2 separate regions of the Homo sapiens genome follow, and region 2 is linked to region 1. The links are chromatin loops, found by intact Hi-C in ENCODE. Cell type or tissue: MCF 10A. All regions are shown on one strand. Each heading gives the region's core, and the rest is flanking DNA. Links, peaks and the distances in the headings are about the cores only. Region 1 overlaps DMRTA1 (DMRT like family A1). Region 2 overlaps KLHL9 (kelch like family member 9).

Region 1 (8,503 bases), core at 273-8,272:
CTCAACAGATTTTTTCGCTCAATGGCTGCTTGAAGTTCTACTCACACAGTACATTCGAAAAATTCTGTGAATTGAAATGAGGCATTCAGTTCAGAGTGAATTTTGTGTTTGCATGTGTCAACTTTTGCACATATTCTAATTTATTTGAGTAGGCAAAACAGACTTTCTACAATTCCCATGAAAGATGAAGGTGCTAAAGAGCACAGTTATTAAGTAAAAGTGCTATGAAAGAGAAGTAAAAGTGAGAATTCCTGAAACTACACCGATAGTGAAATGGCTGACATCTCCCTGTGAGACACTGATTTATGTGATTTCTAGTTGGTACCAAAGTGTTCTGTTTTATAGAGCTAATTATTTTACTTTGTTCTTTGCCTCAGATGATGCCCCCTCCCCCATAAGAAGCAAGCTAATGTTTGAAAGGTTACTTCAATAGCTTTCTAAATTGACTGGTTCTCTTACACAATAGCCATGAACTGTGGTAAAATAGTCTATTTAATTTACTCATTCATTAGACAAAGACTAACAGTGATTTAGAAGTGAACAAGTTTTTCCTACACAGAAGAACCTTATATTCAAAAGAAGGCAGACTATATGTATCCAAAAACTACAATGCAAGGCTTAATATACAATGATAAATGCAATAGAAGTAAAGCAAGCTGTAGGACTTGAGAAGACAGAGAGACGATATAAGTGGTATTATATTTTAAAGACACCATATTTTCTAAATAATCTTATGCAAATTGGTATTTCATTACATATATTGTACTGTGAGTAAAATATAACAAGACATTATTTTATGATTTCATGCATAAATTGCTATAGAGATGAAATGTTGATAATTGACATGTTCGGGGGCATGCTCATTCATATTTACAAGTAAAGTGGAATGGAGGACTAATGCTAATCTATTTCCACTTGGCAAATTTCATTAGAAAAGTATTATTGTGTTATTTAAAGTTGAAAATCCTATAGAGTGTTTGCAATTTTTGCAGTAGTGACATTCTTTTTTTCATATGCTTATGGGAACAGCATATAGGAACAGCATTTTGAACTTCAAAATGCTAAATTGTATACACTTTAATTTTAAAATAAACTATAGCTATTTCTTTAGAATTTAGAACTGAATTCTTCTTAAGAAAACTGGAGAAAACTGGAGTATTGCAAATCATATTTACAAATCACTGTCTTAGGCAATATTTGTTTTGTGACATTCATAAACTTGGTAGAAAAAGGAAGTTGGACAGAATTACTCTGCACACTCCACTTAACAGTTTACTCTTACCTATATATCTCTAGGGTAATAGAAAATGTAAACCAAAGTAAAAGTTACATAGTAAATATGGCTATTTTAATTTTTGTGGTGTTAACCTAGTAAAGGGTATTAACATATTCTTGTTTGATTAATATGCTCAACATGTTGAGATAGAAAAACCAGAACTTTGTGTAAAAGTACTTTTGGAAAATTGCCCCTAACATTGGAGGAGGGCTGTGATTTAAAGCAAATGCCTAATATGTTGTTTTTAAAAGACAATTTGAGGATTTGTGTAGATTGCAATAGGACAGTTTATAATTTTCTTTTACAAACAATTTGCTTTTAAAGTCTGTTATTGATATTTCTTAAGGATTGAAAAAGAAAGTACATTTCATAGAGGATTATGAAAAATACCGTCTGTGTCATCTCTCATAAAATGAAATATGCAAGCTCTAGTATGATTTGGGATTGACATAGCAATAGTACTTATTGGTTTAAATCTGAAATGAAATGAACAGTTTTTTTTTACATTATTCAAGTAAATTAATTATAACCTGAAATATGAGATAAAAAACCAATTGTTAAAATTTAGCATTAGTGATTAAATAGAATATTCATTTTCAAACTAAGATTATTCCTTTTATTCCTTATTCATTTTATTCAGTTCTCTTTCCATAGTGTCATTCTGAAAAAATATCACTTAGATAACAACAAAACTTAGGTGACATTTAGGAAGATCCCACACAACCAAGATAGAACAGACAGTGTGCCATATTGGTGTTATGCAGACAATTTGGGGTAACAATACACTCTCATCTTCTGATTCCTAAATATAATTGCATTTTAATATTGCATACCTTTGTGATTCTGAGATGATATAATAGTATACTTTTCACTATTCCAGCACCTGCATTTCTGAATAATCTTTTAAATTTGAGTTATTCATTAAAATGTCTTGGAGTGTATAAATATTACTAATTAATAGGAGTGAATTAATTATATTATCCAGCATTATTTTTGAGTGAGCAGTACCACATTCTGGGAAGTCTTCCCTGTATTTGATTTTTTTTTCCCCCTCTTCTCCAGAACAAAAAGAGAGTAAATGTGAGTCATGCCAGAATGGACAAGAAGAACTGATCTCCAAATCCCATCAGCTTTACCTAGGATCATCTTCTAGGTCTAATGGTGTCATTGGGAAACAAAGTATCGGGTCATCTATTTCAGAATACTCCAACAAGCCTGATAGTATCCTGTCTCCTCATCCTGGAGAGCAATCAGGAGGTGAAGAGAGTCCCAGGTCCTTATCATCCTCTGATCTGGAATCAGGAAATGAAAGTGAATGGGTCAAAGACTTGACTGCGACCAAGGCAAGCCTTCCGACAGTGTCCTCAAGACCAAGAGATCCTCTTGATATCCTTACTAAGATTTTCCCAAATTACAGGCGCAGCCGGCTAGAAGGCATTCTACGGTTCTGCAAAGGGGATGTGGTCCAAGCCATTGAACAGGTTTTAAATGGCAAAGAACACAAGCCAGACAACAGGAACCTAGCAAACTCAGAAGAACTGGAAAACACAGCCTTTCAGAGAGCTTCAAGTTTTAGTCTTGCTGGAATTGGTTTTGGAACTCTAGGTAATAAATCAGCTTTCTCTCCTCTTCAAACTACTTCTGCTTCTTATGGAGGTGATTCAAGTCTCTACGGCGTAAATCCTAGAGTAGGTATCAGTCCATTAAGGCTGGCATATTCTTCTGCAGGAAGAGGGTTATCTGGTTTTATGTCACCCTACCTAACACCTGGGTTAGTACCAACCTTACCTTTTCGGCCAGCTTTGGATTATGCCTTTTCAGGGATGATTAGAGATTCTTCCTACCTTTCCAGTAAAGACTCAATAACTTGTGGCAGACTGTACTTCAGACCAAATCAGGACAATCCGTAATGTATATGCCCATTCTCTCTTTCTGGAGTTTTTCCAGCATACAATACATGCACGTGCACACACATACACACACATCCATTAATATACTTCAGTAAGTATGTGAGTGGATTATGAGGTCTTAAAATGCTGGGTTTTTTTTTTTTCAAGCAATATAATAGGTCTTAGATCTGAAAACTCTTCATTAGGATTTATCAAGTGAAAGAAGTAAATCTGAACATTATATGTGCCTTGAATAAAGCTATTTCAGGAAATATTTAATGAATTTTCTCCCTAAATTATCATTTGTAAACATTTTTATTTTAAAACTAGTTTTTATTTTATTGAAAAGTGGAATTTTTAGTGATAAAATACATTTGTAAGTGTAAAGCAATACAGCATAATAGAATAGAATATAAACCGAAAGGAAGAACTGAACAATTAAGGCAATTCTAAATAATTACCATTTCAAAACTGTTTCTTCTATTCCTGGTTCATAGGAAAGAAAAAAGTTATTCAAAGTATTTTTAAAGCATTTGATTTGCAGATGGGTGATTCGTAATAAATAAAACATTTGAGCATTTTGAATTTATATTTCCTGAGTATTTTATTTTTCAATCTTAGCTTCCATGAGTGAAAACAAGTGCCATTAAAAAACATTTCTCTTTAAAGTTGACACTGTGTCTATGAAGTAAATTTTAGGAAATAAGACTGCGCCATCTCCTGGCCACTATCGCCAATTGCAACTGAGCTCTGTAGAGTATATGAATTAGAAACATTGATTCCGGAGAATAACCATTTTTTTTTCAAATAGTCATTTTGGATTATACTACATTAAAATTTCCATACTGTAAAGTGCACATCTACTGTGGATGAGAGTTGCAGTCTTTAAGTGTGCTTATGTCTGTATCTGGGGAAATATCCTTAAAAGTTTGGGACAAGAATATATGGCAGCCATTCTCAAAGGTAAGAATAATTTTATTCAGAAAACTAAAATAGCTGCTCAAATAAATATTTATTAACTGCAGATAGTTGATGCTTAATGCACTGAGGAGAGATATAAGATTTCCAAAGGGGAAAAACTGCCATGAAGTTTCAGAGGTATTCTTGCAATTTTAAAAATAATTTTTGTCCTCCCTCTGGCGCATTTGAAAACTATTTATTTCAGTCAGTGGAAAGTCCCTGAGGAAACTGCTTACAAAACAGTTTCTAGGACATTTTCTTTGTATGTCATCATTTTTCTTTTTTGAAGGACAGTAGCTTCATTGTTATTATTAGGAATAAATGGAAGCCCACTGGTGGTAAAAGATAGTTGATGAATTAGAGATTGTTTAAACTATTTAAGCAGCATGACTCACTAAAGATTTTTTAAATTATATGTATATACGTATGTGTGTATGCATCTATATGCACATATATAAGTCTATGTAGACATACATTAAACCCCTATAGGTTATATTATCATGGAGGCGTTTTTCATGAAGCCAGTAAGAATGTATTTCCAAGGAATATTTTGCCAGCAAATGTGATATTAAATTACTTCAGAGTATCTGATGCTGATTTAGGATGTAAATGTGTTTATTAGGTTATGCATTAATTTTAATGGTGTGAATATAAGAAAGCAGATCTTGAAAAATTTCGATGTACTCAATATTCATTTATTATAAAAAAGTTTTATATTCTAAGCCTAAACCGTAGTACAATGTCTAGCAAGTAGTTGAAATTCAATTCATATATACTGAGTAAGAAACTCTTATATATAATAGATCTCTTTGAGACTCTGATAAAACTGAAGAACTCTACAAAATGGCGTACAGACACACAGTTTTGCATACAATTTCACTGGGTTCTTGAATCTCCTAAATGGTATTCAGGTTAGATTCCTTGGTGATTCTTCAGTTGTTTCTATTGCATTAATCCACTTATTGAATGCTATTTTTCTGAAAAGTGCTAGATCCTGTAGAGGATACTGAATGTAAAATATTGTGCTCTAAAGGAAGTTACATTATACAATAGAGATATGGTTTAAAAAAAAATCCTAGAGTTACTGCATTATGTATGTGGTTTTATAATGATGTGCTTGTATCTGAGAAACTGAATTGCTTTTGACCTTGGGAGAACATCCATTTTGGGCAGTATTCGAATTTATAAAATAGTTTTATAATCATAAAACTTAATTTATATAATGCCTTACACATTCCATACTCTTTATAATAATTTAAGGACTTAATCTTATCAAATAGGTCATTTGTCTAACAACTCAGTAGTATATGAGGAAATTGGGGCTCAGCAGTAGGGTTTTTTCTCCCTAAGGTTAGTAATATGAGTCATCTGCAGTGGAATTACTGTGCTCACTTCAGCAATTTCAGACTCCAATGTCTGAGGAAGGATTCATGTCTGTTTTTTTCATTCATGGCCTTGAACAGTGTCTGATATAGGTTCTCAACCTATACACTAGATTTCCACTGACTGAAAAAAAATAAAAGCAAGTATTAGCTTAATAATTTCTTCATTCAACACCTATTTAATATTTTTAATAATCTATTTGTGCCATGCACTGTGTTAGACACAAGAGATAAAGAAATGATTAAGATACAAGACTTTGCCTCAAGTTGCTCACGGTCTATATTGTGTGTACAAAAACAACCAATCAACCAATGTTGGTATTATTTGACAGTGTTGGTACATCAATGAGTTCTTTGTAATCTTGATATTTATATCCATGGATGCTGCTTGAAGCCTGAACTCCTAAGCCACTAATTAGTGGTGGGAAGAAAGAGGGGGTAAATGCTTTAAGAGCTAGCATATAACAAAAATGAATTGGGTTTATTCTGTATCATATAGAGGGCCTAAGAGGCAAACATTTCATAGAGTATTCAGAAGAACATAAGGAATGACTTTTTTCACAGTTAACAGCTGTCCAAGAGTGTAGTGGCTGCCTCGTATGATAAAGCATCTGGAACTCATTGAAAAATGCATGTAGAAAATACCAATCAGAGCCTGATTGATGGGATTTTTAATTACTGCTTTAATATTGGGACTGAATCATTTTGTAGCTCATTAGAAACATGGAAAGTATTTGTTAAATAAATAAGTCATGGAATTTCAATTCTAAGGCCATGAAAATTAAAACACCCTACCATTATTTATCAATAAAACACAGTGCAGTTTTGCTCATCAGAATTTTGCCTATGTGATAGCCTCCTGAGAGTAGGCAGAAAAGAAAGACATAGAACGCAGTGCGTGACTTACAAGGGAATAAAACTGACAGAGGTTAGTGTAAGGTATATAGGCATGAGTGGGGCTTAAAGAGGATATGGGAGAACACTGAAGACAAATATTAGTACAATTCCTATAAGGTAAATACCAATATGTCTTTCTAGAAGAAGCAATTGTTTTGGAATTGAGGAAACCTAGAATGGATTTATCTATATGACTTGGACAGGTTACTTATACTCTTTGGACATTTATTTCTTCTCAGCAAAACAAGGGTAATAATATTTAACTTGCAAGATTCGTGGAGATAAAAGCTTAAATAAACGGCAGAGTACAGTAATGCTTATATACGGGATGCTAAATAAATAACTCTCACTGTTATTACTTTGTATTAAGATATTATCTTTGCCCCCTCGTGGCAGTCTCTCAACAAAGAGTACTGTAATTGCATTTAATCCACTTAGTGGATGTGGAGCCCAAAGGGCAGCCATCACTAGAGCAGCGTACAGGCTTAGTTCCAGACTTCGTGTTTGGTTGTTCATTTCATAGGCGAGCCACGTGTTTTGTAACATATTCTCGTATATGTTATTTGGATTATTTTCAGGGCTTTCTGAAGAAAATAAACATCGAAATCATAGTTTGTGTTTATGCTACATTTATTGGGGTTGTCAGGAAAACAGAGTCCATGTAATATGTGGAAATAAGGGAGTTATAGAAATTTAACCTAACATAAACAAAGGAGGAGCTTGAAAATGAATGTCTGGAAGAGGGAAATTGGCAGATAAGAGAAAGATTCACTCATCTACTTGAAGCACTGGTGTGGGCTGACAAGTGGGAACTGAAGCTCTGTGAAGTCCAGCATGTCCAATCACTCAAATGGTTCCCAGCCAGGGGTTCTGAAGGGGGGCTATGGGAAACCAGTGCCTCTGTGTAGGTTCTAGCTCTGTTGGTCTGTGAGCAAACACCTGGTGGTGAACCTGTGCCACCATGGGTCAGTGAGGTCAGAAGGCAGGAAGACAAGCTAGATGTGGAGTAAGGAAAAGTGAAGACAGCCTGGAAATCACTGGGTATCTAACCTTAATGACTTGTGTTTCACTTCTACCTTAACAATCTCACCATAATTCCTTTTTCTGGGCCAATCTCACTTTGAACAATACAGGAAAGGGAATTCTGAGAAATGTAATTTGCAGTCAGCCAAACTGATAGTGTAGTCTAGTACAGTGTACTCCTTGTCAACACGGCTTTCAGAGCAAAAACAAAATCATTCTTTTACCTGCAGTTGATATAACCATATTTCGTACAACAAAAACACACTAGCCCACTCCCCAAAAGGGAACACACAAAGTGACTTACCTATCTGTGGGTTATGCTCATTTCTGTTGTACTCAGTCAAACCCTCCTTTGAATATCCTATAGCTTTAATCCTGAGATATAGGTAACTACTATTAATAAATCTTTTGTTAGACTAGGAGAAAGGGGAAACACACACACACACAAATACACTTACTTTGAAGCAATAAATACATTGATAAATATTTTTTATCTACTAGAGCCCTCATGTTCAGTCATGGGATCATAACTGGTCATAAGACCACAGATGTTATTTATAACTGCCTTCTTCCACTAGGCAATTCATATTTTCTCTGCTCCCTGAAAGTGTCTCAGTTAATTGTGGTTCCTTACTTGATAGAGTGACCCAAATCCTGGTTCGTGAAGCATCTCTACCATTATAGCCCTGCCTCTATTAGGTTGTTGTAGCTTTTCATGAACTTTTACCACAAAATATTGAAAGTCTAAGTGATGCTCTGGAGGATCTTCTGAATACTGGGAATGCTACCCCTGCCTCTTTCCTGTTGTTTCAGTGTCTGAGGTGCCCCAAATAGCCAGTGGTAGTTGCGAATTCCAGTACAATGTTGTATTCTGTCATGAATTTCTTCTTTGGGAAGTAAGTTCTCTGAACCTGAAAGGTCAAAATTTGTAGAGAATCTGAACAAAAATATTACCAGTGGATCATTAGGATTAATGTGAAAGGAGTCATTCTCATATCTACCCTATGATTCCCAGACTCATGAATCCTGGGTATAGGAGAAACATCGCTACATATTTATAGGTGATTCAAAGCATA
Region 2 (8,503 bases), core at 203-8,202, 1.1 Mb before region 1:
TAGGAAGCAGGTGTTGTATTGTAAAAGGCATTGCAAGCAATTATGGGATTATGAGTCACAGAAATGATCATTAGAAATATTGAGATGTTTTAAGCAGTGAATTGATGTCACCAAATACATATTAGAAAAGCTCTTACAGCTGCCCTTTGAAAACTAGGTTGGGATTTGCTTGCACATACTGGTTAGAAAGGTGGGAAGTGGACCCATTAGGACATAGTTATTGTACCCAACGAGATAGGTAATAGGTTTGGAAGGTATTTATTACGTTGTAGTAAAGAGTAAAGCTGAATGTAAGACTGATGACTAAACAGAGGTGTTAAGATGTGGTGCCTGCTGAATTTTTGGGATGCCATAGAAACAAGCTCTAGACTAAGCCTCCAGATAAAAATATCAAAAATTAAACCAGAGAACTGTCCAGATATAAAAACCCACTGTTGATGATGCTGCTCTAGTAAGAACTAGAAGGAACTTCCATTCTCTAATGCCATTTCTTTTCCTAAAACCTGAACTTCCCACTATAGAAAGCCACCAACTCAGCCAATAAATACAGAAACACCACGTAGAGCCTATATCTTCTTGTGGACACATTAGGATCAAAAGCTCATGCAGGTGCTCCAGATCGGCAAGTCTTTCTTTGTTCCCATGTCCTATCTACAAGGGAGGCTTGAAATTTACATTATGTTGCCTGCATTGGTGATCTGGTTTTCCATTGATGCATAATTAATCAAAAACTCAGTGGTTTAAAACAACACACATTTATTACCTAAAAGTTTTTGTGAATCAATAATTCAAGAGCAGCTTCGGTGGGCTTAGAATCGCTCATGAGTTGCAGTCAAGATGCCAGCTGGGGCTGCAGTTGTCTGAAGGTTCTGTTTGGGCTGGCGGATCTGTTTCTAACATGGGTCACTCACACGGCCACTGACAGGAAGTCTTAGCTCTTCATCACAGTCACATGGGCATCTCCATGGAGCTATGTGGTATGTGCTCACAACATGGCAGCTGGCTTGTACTAGAGGAAGTGATAGAAGAGAGATAAACATGGAGGAAGTACACAATTTTTTATGACCTAGTCTATAATTTAAACACCATTGTTTCATTGTATTCATTAGATGGGAATCACTAAATCCAACACATAGTCAAAAGGAGGAAAGAAACGAGCATGAGAAAATTTGTGAATATATTTTAAAACAACCACAACTAGAATTCATAATGTGAGTATCCCTTAATGTAGAAAGGGTGTTTTACAGATGATAAGTAGGCATGGTTATGACAGATGATGAAACTACAGATATCAAAAGGAAAGTGACTTTGGATTTGGGGGCTGAGTTTCAATGGATCTCCTTGATCTCCTATAGGCATTCCCAAATGGTAGCCATGAACCTCTTGCAAGTGGCTAGACTATCTACTAAGTAAGTGGTAAGGGTGAATGGGAAGTGTAGATATTGCAGCCCAAGAAGTGAACAAAGTAGACATACCAATGGAATCCATAACTTATTCCCCTTGCAGGATAAAGTATAGCTAGTCCAGGGCATGGGAGAGATTATTAATGGAGAGCCAGCCTTGAAAATTAAAAATTGTTTTTCTGGCTGGGGGCGGTGGCTCACGCCTGTAATCCCAGCACTTTTGGGAGGCCCAGGCAGGCGGATCATCTGAGGTCAGGAGTTCGAGACCAGCCTGGCTAACATGGTGAAACTCCGTCTCTACTAAAAATACAAAAATTAGCCAGGGGTGGTGGCAGGCGCCTGTAATGCCAGTTACTCCGGAGGCTGAGGCAGGAGAATCGCTTGAACTGGGGAGGCGGAGATTGCAGTGAGCCAGGATCACACCACTACACTCCAGCCTGGGTGACAAGAGTGAAACTCTATCTCAAAAAACAAACAATAACAACAACAACAAAAAACAAAATCAAAACAAAAACTCTTTTTCCTTAATCTTTGAGTTAATTGATGTCTTCAAGTATGTGTATATACATATATGAAAGGTTTTGTGAAATCTGTGATTTTCTTATCTGGAGAAAGATGGAGAGAGTAATAAAAAATTGAAGTAAACACTGCTTAGTATGAAGAAATAAACATTACACTGACTCACATTAGGTTTTTATACTGAGTATGTTTTGGTTCATGATTTGACATGAATTAGAAATAAGTTTTAATGGATCACTAATTCCTGGCTGGAAGAATGTTTTGACTTCTAAGTGATAAAGTATACTCCCTAAGTAAGATAAAGCTGTTTGAATCAGTAGAAGTTAGACCTGCCTCCCATCCCCACCACATACAAACATGTACTCTGTTGACTGGCACTTGGGTGAAATGAGGCAAAAAATGATAAACTTCCATTATAAGAGATTGTAAGGCTGTATTGTAATAGTCTTTTGGAAGATGGACCAGTAAAGAGCTAGACATACTCTTTGGACTTACAATTGGAGAAGGGGCTCTAGACAACGAAACTTCTGAAGTTTGGGTTACTTAGTTGCTGTCAACAGCTTTATACACATCTTGTTCTAAGATTGCACGAAATCTAATCTTGCTCCTTCAGTTCTATGTAGAAAAGATATGTGCACTCTTGATATCCTTCAGGAGGCACTATTAAGAGATCACTTGTTGTTATACACATCCATCTTGAGGGAAAAAATGCTTGGTGTAAGAGAATATTTTGTTCTGAGACAATAACATGGAGAATGAGGAAATGGGTAGTTGATGCCATTCTTACTGTTCACATAGTCAAGAAATAGACTTTCTTTGAGCCCATGGGTGGCACTAAGAAAAATCTGGATCAGCTGGTCCAAAAGCTGTTTTACATCAAACACATGTATATGCTTATGCATATGTGTGTCTGGCTGGCCGGGTGAAAATTATGTGGCTATAGCAGTCATGATTTGATCCTCATACCCAAATGAGCAAACCAATATAAAAATTTCTTAAATATTATGAGGTTGTCATATTTACTTATAACCAGATATAATGCATATTACGTCCTTTCTGCTGTGGAAAAGATTTACTCTATACATGTCTTTGTGATGAGGCTGTCTGCTAAAAACTAAAAATAAAAATGGTATGGGGAATCCACTCAAAGGAAAAAGCAAGTATTGGGTATGAATGCTTAGAATCCAGATGAAATGTTGCAGATTTTAAAATTAAATGTATATGAATTTATAAATAAAATAAAGGTCATAGCTATTTAAATCTGTATTTTTAAGTAATATAAAAAATAATTCTTCTCTTTGATCTACCGTACCCCAAAAATTACCAAAAGTTTTTAATATTCACTTATGTAATTTATATAAGCTGCCAACTTTGAACTTTCACATGTGCTATAAAAATTTCTGGGTTTTGTTATTACTGTTGTTTTGATAAAGGAGATATATTTTCTGTAATCTAGCTAAACAAAGACTTTTAATTTTAACCAGTAGATGGCAGAATAACATTAGCCCCTGGAAAGCAGTTGCTCTGAGACTGTTACAGAGGAACGACCTATTCTGTGTACTAGTGCATTTGGCTCAGGTACACAATTCAACAGTTATGTGTTCAGTCATCCTTAATGAATATCTAAGTCTTTTATTCTAATCATCATCCAGCCATTCAAATATATGCTCAACAATTGAATACTAGAGGATGCAGATAAAGTATCAAAATTAAGGTGGGAAGAATCTTTAAAAATCCATTTAAAAGTATTTTAATGGAAGGTCTAATGTGGTCCTATTAGGAAGCAAATAATAGTATCATGCTGAGATGACTATTTCTGGCCTATTTTCTGTCACTTATTAATTCTAGAAATATACTTACTGTCCAAAAGGTATGAAACTTGAAAGATCATTTTACTACTTTTGCCAAATTGCATTCTAAACTGTAAACCAATTGACAATGCACTCAGCAATATGTAAGAGTCCTTTCTAACCCAACAGTTGAAAACAATTAAAAAACAGACTCTTTTTCAGTATTTGACATGAGAAAAATTAAATTATCATCTCAATAAATTTGACTAAATAAATGAAGAAATGGGTAGTTAATGACACACTGATCACACAGCGAAGAAATAGCCTTTCTTTCAGCCCATGGATGGTACTAAGAAAAATTTGGATCAGCTGGTACAGAAATCATTTGTAATGAAGATACACAACCCTAATTTTTTAAGACTCCTAATTAATGAGGAACTTCGTGAACAAGATCAAGGATATTTCCTTGTAACAAAGGAATCCTAAAACTAGAATTACCCCTATTAAAATTACGCATAAGACACAATTCCTCGGTCACTACTATAATTTTGCTGGAAGTATGAACCATGCTTTAATGTTTCACATTAAACTAATAATATGAAATTGGCTTTTATAATATGCAGATAATGGTTAGTTAAGGTGAAAATATGAGAATTGACCCAAAAAACTGAAGAATCAATGAGAGTCGGTAGACAGAAAACCATTATGCTAAAACCACATATTTCCTACTTCTACCAAGAGTTCAGAATATAACATAACGAAATCCCATTCAAAGCAGAAATACACAAACACACACACACACACACGTATATATCAAAGACAACTTAACTTGAAAAAAGATCATTGGAAGTGAAGAAAAATACTCTAAATTGATTGACTATAAGATTTTATGATTTTTTTTAAAGCATAAAAATTCAGCAAGGAAATGAAGATATTCAAAAAGTGGTTATGGAAAAATTAGGTAATTTGAAAAATACATTAGATTTTATGCCAAAAGTTTGGTAGAAAGTTGTATCAATAATAACAACATAAAATACTGGGATAATTATGCCACCTAATGATAAAAAAATTATTCAAGAAAGCATTAAAATGACAAAAAAACTAATTGTGCTACGTTACAAAGGAAAAACACTTGATTTCTTTGCTCACAGAACACAAGTGGGCAAATACTTGCTGTAAATAGAGAATAAAGATTAATCTTAATATAGCCAGTTGCAGTGGCTCACACCTGTAATTCTAGCCCTTTGGGAGGCTGAAATAGGAGGATCACTGGAGACCAGGAGTTCAAGAACAGCCTGGTCAACATAGCGAGACCCCATCTCAAAAAAAAATGAATGATTAATCTCAATATAAAAAGGTAAGTTTATTAATTTTAAGGAAAATCTCATTCTCATTTTAACTAGAAAGAAAAGCTACTTGAACAGGAGACAAGCAGTAAATGCCACCCTAACATGTCAAGAACTAGTAATCACAAAGCTATAGAGCTATAGTATCAAGAACAAGTAATACCACATCAGTACTATATAACAACCACCACCACCACCACACACACACACACCCCAAATTAAAAAAAACAAAAATATCACCGAAAGGTCAACATACAAAAAAGACGAACATACTTGATCATATTAAATTGAATAAAAAAGTAGAGTATAAAAAAGTATTTATAGCAAATAGGACAATTAAAGCAAAAGACAGGAGCAAATGATTTATGAAAAATACACATGCTCAATAAACAAGAAATTATAACTAGTAATTAAAGATATGTAAATCCAAACAGTGAAATAACTAGAACTGCAAAGATTTCCTTTGAAATAGTTACTGAACACAGTTCTGCTAAAAATGCATATGGTATAATCCTGGAAATATTTTTTAAGACCCTAAAAAAGCTAACACTACATGATTCCGATTTTACTTAGCATTTATCATAGGGTAGTAGCTATGGGCAAAGTTTTATGTAAGAATATTACATCTTGCTTTATTATGGTGAAAATTTATGGTAGACATTTAAATATCTACACATAAGGAAATGGAATAATTTGGCATGTTCATGGAATGAAATATTGTATAGACGCTGAACACTTTCAAAGAACAATAGCCTGAAAATCATTAAGCTGAAGCAAAAGTCAAAAATTATAAAATCCCAACTTTGTTAGTAACAACTATCATTCACTGCTTTTGTGCATATCTTATGCTAATCGCTTTATATTATTTCCTTACAAATCTGATATAAATAGAATTATTAATGATCACACCCAACCTGATAGATGTATGACAAAGCTGAAGTTTTAGAGAGTTAAACTTACCCCACAATCTTTCGGCAGTTGTTTATAATCGGTTGAGCTGGGGATGGCACATTTATGTAGTTTTAAAATGTCCTGTAGGAGCTTACTGCCTTTATAGTGAGAACAAAATAATTTTGATTACAAAAATCTGAACATGAGTGAAATGTGTTTGCTTTGCAGGCCAACTACATAAATATTACTGTAAGCAAGTGGGAAAGAAATTTAAGTCTGGATTTATCTGAATAAAAATGGAATCTGTTTTTCTAAATACATGTGCATTTGATAATTAGAAAAAAACACCTTATGATTTTTTAATATATACAGCTTTTTAAAAAATAAGAGAAAGTCATGATAATAGGAGTCTTTGGAAGGTGGATTTATTTTCATTATCCAGCTTTTAGCCTAAGGTCTGGCATACTTGAAAAATATTTGACAAATGCCTGCACATATGTACGTATATATATATATATAATATACTATTAATAGAAATTATCTTCAACATGTGGAATCACTGATAAATTAGTTTGCTTTTATTTTCCTGTACGTTCTATAATAGACATATCAAAAAAGCTAACAAATGTTAATTTTTGAATACTTTCCGAAAAACTAAAACAAGAAATGTTAACATAATGCTTTATGTGCTTTTAGTTTTTATCCTCTAAATATTTTTCCAGTCTGAACTTTCTTTAAAAAATTACCAGCTTATGAAAATAAATCTCTTTCCATTTAATCATTTCAACCACCTAAAATTTCTCTCTATAAGAAACTCCAGGTTTAATGAGCAGTACAGATTGAATATCCCTTATCTGAAATGCTTGGGACCAGAAGTGTTTTGGATTTTGGAATATTTGCATGTACATGACGTATCCTGGGGGAGGGACCCAAGTCTAAACAATATTACTTAAAACTTCGGTTATATTTCACGTTTCAGACACGTAGTCTGAAGGTAATTATAATAGTCTTAATAATGTTGTGCATGAAACAAGTCTTCACTGTGTTTTGAGTGTAACCTGTCACATGAGCTCTGGTGTGGAATTTTCTACTTGTGGCATCCTGTTGGCCCTCAAAAAGTTTTAAATTTTGGAGCAATTTGGATTTTTGGATTAGGGCTGCTCAACCTGTATTAGCATAGCATTAGTCAGCTACCTGTATGATTACCAAGAGAACTGTCAACTGCAGAATACGGGAAAGTAAAAAAATGAGAGGCAGGGTGGGTGAAGCTGGAGGTGGGGGATGTAGATAGAGCAGTTTACCTAGTAAAGCAATACTTATTTCAATAGGAAGCACCAGGTTCAGACATAAGATGTAATAAAAAGTACTTTTTTTCAATAAAAGGAAAAGCCTGTACAAAATAGAGGCAGGGCAGTATCACCTTGATATGTCAGAATAAGCACTGAAATACTACATAAAAAATAAACCATATCAAAATTATCCCCTAACCCCATCTCTACTAAAAATACAAAATTAGCCGGGCTTGGTGGTACATGCCTGTAATCCCAGCTAATCGGGAGGCTGAGGTGGGAGAATCGCCTGAACATGAGAGGCAGAGGTTTCAGTGAGCACACATCGTGCCATTGCACTCCAGACTGCACAACAGTGAGACCCTGTCTCAAAAAAAAAAAAAGACAAATTTGATCTCAAAAATTAACTGAACAGCGTTGCCTTTGTAAAACTACAACAGATTGAGGGAAGAAATAAATGCAAGCAAATGCAAGTTAAATTACATTTATTATATAAAGAGATCCTATAACTTGATACGAAAAACAAAGCAACTCCAACAGATAACAGAAGGGCAAAAGGACAGGAACATCTGATCAAAGAAACACAGCTACCGATAGCACACAAATATTCAACCTCATTAATAATCAAAGGATTAGGATGCACTTCTTGCTTATTCAATAAAGTTAATAATTTCTAATTTTTCTACTTTTCAAATGTACTCAAATGTGCTATTTTTAGTAATAAAAAACTGAGTAATTAAAAAAACATAGAAAGTATGAAAATTTCTGCCAATGCAGAAATCATAAACAGCATTAAAATGAATCAACACTTGTATGGGCAGTAAGGTTCAGACCCCTAGAAGCCAATTCATTTTGCCTTGGTTCCTGAGTTTTATTATGGGATTGTCAATAAGGAGAAAGTTGTTCCTGATTTACATGCTGACAATCTTCCAGGTATAGGGGGTTGTGTGTGTGTATTACACACACACACAATGTATATATAAATTTTTTTTCTTCAGGTAGACAATTATTCCAGGAAAGTACCTCTTCAGAATCACTCATTACAGAGAATTCCTGTAACTCCATTTGCTGATAAAAGTCCCATTAAAAATTACCATGTGGTTCTCAACCAATAGGGATACCTTTGGCATTGAAGAGGCTGAGGGTTGATTTTAGTACTGCTTGTAAGACCATAGTGTTCCAGAGGCTCTGTAGCTGGCTTCTTTGGGAATCTGAAGTTGGTCCTGTCTTTGAGACATGGCCAAAAGCACATTTTTCCTCACTTG

What was found. A loop is a pair of places that touch in the nucleus more often than their neighbours do. Peaks named below come from ENCODE experiments on the same cell type or tissue, not always from the same donor. Only the 100,000 strongest peaks of a DNase experiment are listed, where the experiment ranks them.
Region 2: a loop joins it to region 1, with 6 times the contacts of the local background. A loop is called at or near these places in 3 of 110 quality-filtered maps.

Annotation. Positions count from the first base shown.
Region 1 is chr9:22,448,726-22,457,228 of GRCh38, forward strand. It overlaps DMRTA1 (DMRT like family A1), which reads left to right. Exons shown (of 2, transcript NM_022160.3): 2 at 2,339-7,015. The coding sequence ends at 3,186. Among named protein-coding and RNA genes, the nearest start is that of DMRTA1, 6.2 kb to the left of the region's middle. In MCF 10A, for the core only: a CTCF peak has its summit at 3,879 (motif pointing left); no DNase peak of the experiment used is centred there.
Region 2 is chr9:21,323,313-21,331,815 of GRCh38, forward strand. KLHL9 (kelch like family member 9) reads right to left here. Exons shown (of 1, transcript NM_018847.4): 1 at 6,353-8,503. All of the region lies in intron 2 of LOC107987053 (a long non-coding RNA gene), which reads left to right. Among named protein-coding and RNA genes, the nearest start is that of KLHL9, 7.8 kb to the right of the region's middle. In MCF 10A, for the core only: a CTCF peak has its summit at 3,395 (motif pointing right); no DNase peak of the experiment used is centred there.